2 separate regions of the Homo sapiens genome follow, and region 1 is linked to region 2. A link is an interaction called in ENCODE POLR2A ChIA-PET data of the cell type or tissue named here. Cell type or tissue: PC-9. All regions are shown on one strand. Each heading gives the region's core, and the rest is flanking DNA. Links, peaks and the distances in the headings are about the cores only. Region 1 has its middle 20 kb from the start of COL16A1. Region 2 overlaps KHDRBS1 (KH RNA binding domain containing, signal transduction associated 1).

Region 1 (2,810 bases), core at 209-2,708, 300 kb before region 2:
TCCACTCAAGAGAAATCGTGTTGATATAGAAATCTGATCATGCCAGTACTCTGCTCAACACTCTTCCTTAGCTTCCCACTCTCCTTAAAGGCCAAAACCCTCAGTGGAGTCTCCTCTGCCTTAGACACTTAGCATGTGTTTTGAGGGCCTGAGAGGGTGGAAGTCTTCCCAGAGTCAGTGGCCTTGGAGGAGTGGAGGGAGGAATATGATGGGTACTGGGGACTGGATTAGAAAAGCCCCAACTGGGGGACCCCATGAGGTGCCAGGGTGGGCATGAAGAAGCCTGAAGGGAAATGAGTCCTGAGAAGCAGAAGTCAGCAGCATCCCGCACCCAGGTCCTCCCTCAGGCCACCTAATTTCCTTTTAATTGGTGCCTAATGGAAGTGATTTAAGCCCAATTAAGTTTTAACGTGTCTGTTCCAGTCTAGCCTCAACTTGCTTCCCTTCTCCCAGAGTCTAGGGCTGCAGGGGTAAGGGTAAGGGTGAGGGTAAGGGTGACCCCTTCCCCTAGTGCTGCTGAGGGAGGCCTGATACCAGTCCACAGGTCTCCTCAGGACCTTCCCCTACTTCCCCAACACCTCCTCCCTACCCACCAGTATCCCCAGGATATGTGGAGCCCAGGAACCCTGGCTTTGGACCTCCCTTGTGCGGGCACTGTGCTGGCAACTTTCCCTCCATCACCTCCTCAAGCCCTCTCCATGGCCCCATGAGGCAGGCTGTGCGGAAGTACCTCCTTTTCACAGAGGGCACTGAGTTCACTTGCTCAAGGTCACTGCCTTTGTTCTGCCTAGAGCTGTGCTGTCCGACATGGTAGCCTCACGGGAGTACTGAGCAGTCAGAAGGTGGTGAGACTGACTTGAGATGCACTGTAGCACTGTATGTATAAAACACACACGAGATTTCCAAGACTCCGTATAAAAAAAGAATGTTAAATATCTCAGTCATTTTTTATATTGATTATATGTTGAAATGATCGTTTTTTAATATATTGAATGAGATATATTATTAAAATGAATTTCACCTTTTCAAACTTTTAAAGAATGGTTACTAGAAAATTCTAAATTACATATGTCGTTTACATTGTATTTTTATTAGACATCTCCCAGGGTCTGTTCTCATGAAGGTAGGGATGGTCTGCTCATCCTTGACCCTGCCAGTCTGGAAAGCAAGAAAAGGCTGCAGCTGAGCTTGTGCGGGCGGGCCTCTCAGTCTTGTCTCCTCATCCTTTGGGTGAAGACAAGTCCCTTTCAGCACCCTGGACAGCAGCCAGGGCTGGCTTCCCACTTGGGGTTGAGGAAGGAATAACTGTGGGAGGAGTAGATTAACACCTATAAAATGCTTCCCATGAATCATCTTAAGTCATGCTCCGGATATCCAGTGAGGAAGACTGGGTAGGAGTTGTCATTATCCCAATTTTGCAGATGAGGAAATCAATGTTCAGGGAGATTTGTGTATTCCACCCTTCACCCGCTAAAGATTCACTGATGCCTGCTTCATGTGGGCCTCTGAGTGCACAAACCACAGCAAGGCCAACACAGATGACAGCAGTTCTGTGTGATCAGTGCAGTAGTGACAGTGCATGCCAAGGCCTGTGGGGGCCCAGCGAGTGCTGACTGCTGGGCCAGGGAGTTCAGGGACAGCATCACACAGGGGGCTACTTGGGCTGGGTCTGGAAGGCTGAAGGAGAGTTTCCCCTCTGTGAGGAGGAGGGAGTTTCAGGCAGAAGGAGTGGTGCATGCACAGGCATGGAGGTCAGAGAGATGGGCCAGAGGAGGGAGGCAAGGGCCACATCACCAAGGGCCTTGAACTCTAGGCTAATTCCAGGATCCACAGAAGGCATCTGAGCAGTGGCCTGGCCAGATCTGCATTTTGGAAAGATCACTTGGGCCATGTGGATGAAGGGCTGGAGACTGGAGGCAGAGAAAATGAGGGCAATGATGTGAGAAATTTGAGTCCAGGAAAGAAATGACAGGTTGTTAGATATTAGCTCAAATGGAAGGGAGATCGAGCCAACTCATTTTACAGATAGGGAAACCCATGTCAGACAGGGTCCAGTGGCCTGTCCAAGGTCACGCAGCAAGTCAGTGCCTGGGGGAGCAGGGACTGAGGGCAAGGGAGGGACAAAGCCCCCACCCCAGGAAAGCTAAGTGGCTGGTCTCAAAGCCAGCAGAGGCCTCTGCAGGTAGCTGTGGTTTGTGTTTGAGCAGAATCAACAAGGTAAATACTAAACTTCCTCTTCAACCAGATGCAAAGCAAGAATGGACAGGAGGGCAGGGACGTGCACATCACACCTCAGCCCCAGAGGGCCCCAGAGGTGGTGACCAGCGGAGCCTAAGACCAGGAAGGAGGGAGGTGCGAGCACAGGACAAGGCATTAAGAGGGCCTTTAGGTGATGGTCAGAGGAAGGAATGTGGAGTAGGATCTGCTGGTACATGGTCGGGCTTTGTTTGTGCAAACCCCCTTTTAGGAACAGGCCCCCCTTTCTCAGAGACCTGCTCCCTCTCCTCCCTCTCCCTCTCCCCCATGGTTCCTGATGGGACTGCCAATCACAGTGCCCCAGCCTCCTTCCTGGGGCCAGCCAGAGCTCTTCCTTCCTTGGGGGTTTTCTAATTGGAATTCAAGAGAGAAAGTTTCTTCCCCTCTAGGGGCAATGCTGAGTGATCGAGCTGGGAGGAGGAAGCCTGGCAGGCCCAGGGGGAAGAGGCCTTAAAGAATGAAGCCGACACACATTCGAGAGAATGCCAGGAGAGGATGAAACATGCGGTGGCACTCCTGATCCCGGGTCCCATCACGAAGGCCAGCCGCACTTG
Region 2 (2,810 bases), core at 43-2,542:
ACATACAGTATAATACTATTTCTATAAAACAAAGCCTAGTAAGATAAAGCAGAATATCATTAAGTATACATTTATCTGTGATATTGCAGGTTTTGTTTTTTTGTTTGTTTGTTTGTTTTGAGATTGAGTCTCGCTCTGTCGCTCACGCTGGAGTGCAGTGGCGCGATCTTGGCTGACTGCTACCTCTACCTTTCGGTTTCAAGCAGTTCTCCTGCCTCAGCCTCCCGAGTAGGTGGGATTACAGGCGCCCACCACCATGCCCGGCTGATTTTTGTATTTTTAGTAGAGATGGGGTTTCACCGTGTTGGCCAGGCTGGTCTCAAATTCCTGACCATGATCCTCCCTCTTCAGCCTCCCAAAGTGCCTGTGTTACAGGTGTGAGCCACCATGCCCAGCCCAATGCAGGTTTTGTTTGTTTGTTTGTTTTTTGTTTTTTACAAAACTAAATGTGCTTATTGGCTGGGCATGGTGGCTCATGCCTGTAATCCCAGGACTTTGGGAGGCCAAGGTGAGAGGATTGCTTGAGCCCTAGTGAGAGCTTGTCTCTACAGAAAATTTAAAAATTAGCTGAGAATGGCGGCACACACCCATAGTCCCAACTACCCGGGAGCCTGAAGCAGAAGGATCACTTGAACCCAGGAGATTGGTCTTAGGCTGAGGTGGAAGAATCGCTTGAACCCAGGAGGTCGAGGCTGCCTTGAGCTGAGATCGTGCCACTGCACTCCAGCTTGGGCAACAGTGAGATCCTGTCTCAAAAAAAAAACGTGCTTACCGTATCGTTCAACAGTTGCATTCTTGGGTATTTATTTCAGGGAAATTAAAACTCAACACAAAACCTGTACATGAATGTTCACAGCAGCTTTATTCATAGTAGCCAAAAACTGGAAACAAACCAAATGCCTCCAATAAACTGGCACACCCATACAGTGGAACAGTACTGTGCAATAAAAAAAAAAAAAAAAAGGAACTGTTAATAAATGCAGCAACTTGCTTGATCACAAGAGAATTAAGCTGAGTGAAGAAAGCCAATCTCAAAAGGTTACATACTATATGATTTCATTAATATAACATTCTTGAAGAAACAGAATAGTGGAGATGAAGACTATATTAGTGGTTGCCAGTGGTGAGAGATGAGGGAAAACGGTGACTGGCTATCAAAGGGTAAGGATCCTCATGATGGAACTGTTCTGTATCTTGACTGAGGTGGTGGTCACATGAGTCTGATTAAATTGCATAGAACTAAGCAAACAAGTACATGTAAAGGTGGTGAAATCCTAATAAAGTCAATTGTTAATTTTTTTTCCATGAAACCTGTACAACAAATTTTCTTATTTTAATGTTAATTTTCTGATTGTGATACAGATATGCAAAATGTTATGGGGAAAACTAAAGTATACAGGATCTCTGTTATTTCTTAGAACTGCATATAAATCTAAAATTGCCTTAAAATTAAAAAAAAAAATTTTCAAAGTTGCAAAGCTCTAAATTGTGCACTAAGGAAAAGATTTGGGAGACCATAGTCAATATGACAGAGTTTTCTACTGTCCTGGAATGTAAAAATTGAGCCCATATGAAAGGGCTTGTAACAGGCCTTTGGGGGATTTTTTTTTAACCAATACCCAGCCTTTCTATACCCATAGCCAATATTGTATATAATATATTATGAGTTTATATTTTTTTCTGGGTTGCTAATCAGTAGCTTCCATCAAATTCTCAGAGGGACCCATGATTCCAAAAAAAATAAAGAACCTATTGGCTTTGTGCTCTTGCTTGAAACAATAAGTAATTTGATAAATAAAACAAATGAAGTTGTTTTGCAATAGTAAGCTTATGGGACTTCTGATTCCAAAAGATGATACCAACAGAAAAGTTGAGAATTATAAATTTGGGGATGATAAAGTCATGTGAGTTGTTTAAGGGAAGTTGAGGGTGTTAACCATACTTTTTTGTATTTGTTTTTTTTTGAAACAGGTTCTCACTATGTCACTCAGGCTGGAGTGCAGTAACGCAATCTTGGCTCACTGCAACCTCTGCTTCCCGGGTTCAAGCGATTCTTGTGCCTCAGCCTCTCAAGTAACTGGGATTACAGGCGCATGACACCACACCTGGCTAATTTTTGACAGGCAGGCGGCACCACGCCTGGCTAAGTTTTGTATTTTTAGTAGAGACAAGGTTTCACTGTGTTGGCCAGGCTGGTCTTGAACTTCTGACCTCAGGTTATCTGCCTGCCTCAGCCTCCCAAAGTGCTGGGATTATAGGCGTGAGGCACCACACCCAGCGGCACATTTCTTTTTTTTTTTTTTTTAAGGAGATGGAGTCTTGCTCTGTCACCCAGGCTGGAGACTGGAGTGCAGTGGCATGATCTCGGCTCACTACAACCTCCACCTCCCGGGTTCAAGCGATTCTCCTCTCTCAGCCTCCTGAGTAGCTGAGACTACAGGAGCGCGCCACCACGCCCAACCAGTTTTTAGATTTAGCTAGAGTAAATCTTTAAATCTTTAGTAGAGACAGGGTTTCACCATAGTAGAAACAGGGTTTCACCATGTTGGCCAGGATAGTCTCGATCTCCTGCCCACCTTGGCCTCCCAAAGTGCTGGGATTACAGGTGTGAGCCACCGCGCCCCAGCCGGTACATTTCTTTTAATTCGGTTAATGATTATAGATGCCTGTTGTGTATCAAGCATTGTACTGTACTAAGAATTACAGACACTCAGCAATGGAAGGAGTCCAGAGATTGTTAACAACAGGCAAAGGAGGAGTGCTGTGTTTAGAAGTGTAGAACCAAGTATAGTGGGAGTCTAGAGGAGGGT

What was found. Peaks named below come from ENCODE experiments on the same cell type or tissue, not always from the same donor. Only the 100,000 strongest peaks of a DNase experiment are listed, where the experiment ranks them.
Region 1: POLR2A ChIA-PET joins it to region 2 with 11 read pairs; 4 of 35 experiments call an interaction of 5 or more read pairs at or near these places.

Annotation. Positions count from the first base shown.
Region 1 is chr1:31,722,695-31,725,504 of GRCh38, forward strand. No RefSeq gene overlaps it. Among named protein-coding and RNA genes, the nearest start is that of COL16A1, 20 kb to the left of the region's middle. RefSeq lists an enhancer at 1,114-1,615 and a silencer at 1,161-1,361. In PC-9, for the core only: no CTCF peak of the experiment used is centred there; a DNase peak (open chromatin) is centred at 1,267.
Region 2 is chr1:32,019,671-32,022,480 of GRCh38, forward strand. The region is part of intron 1 of KHDRBS1 (KH RNA binding domain containing, signal transduction associated 1); the gene reads left to right. Among named protein-coding and RNA genes, the nearest start is that of KHDRBS1, 7.2 kb to the left of the region's middle. In PC-9, for the core only: no CTCF peak of the experiment used is centred there; no DNase peak of the experiment used is centred there.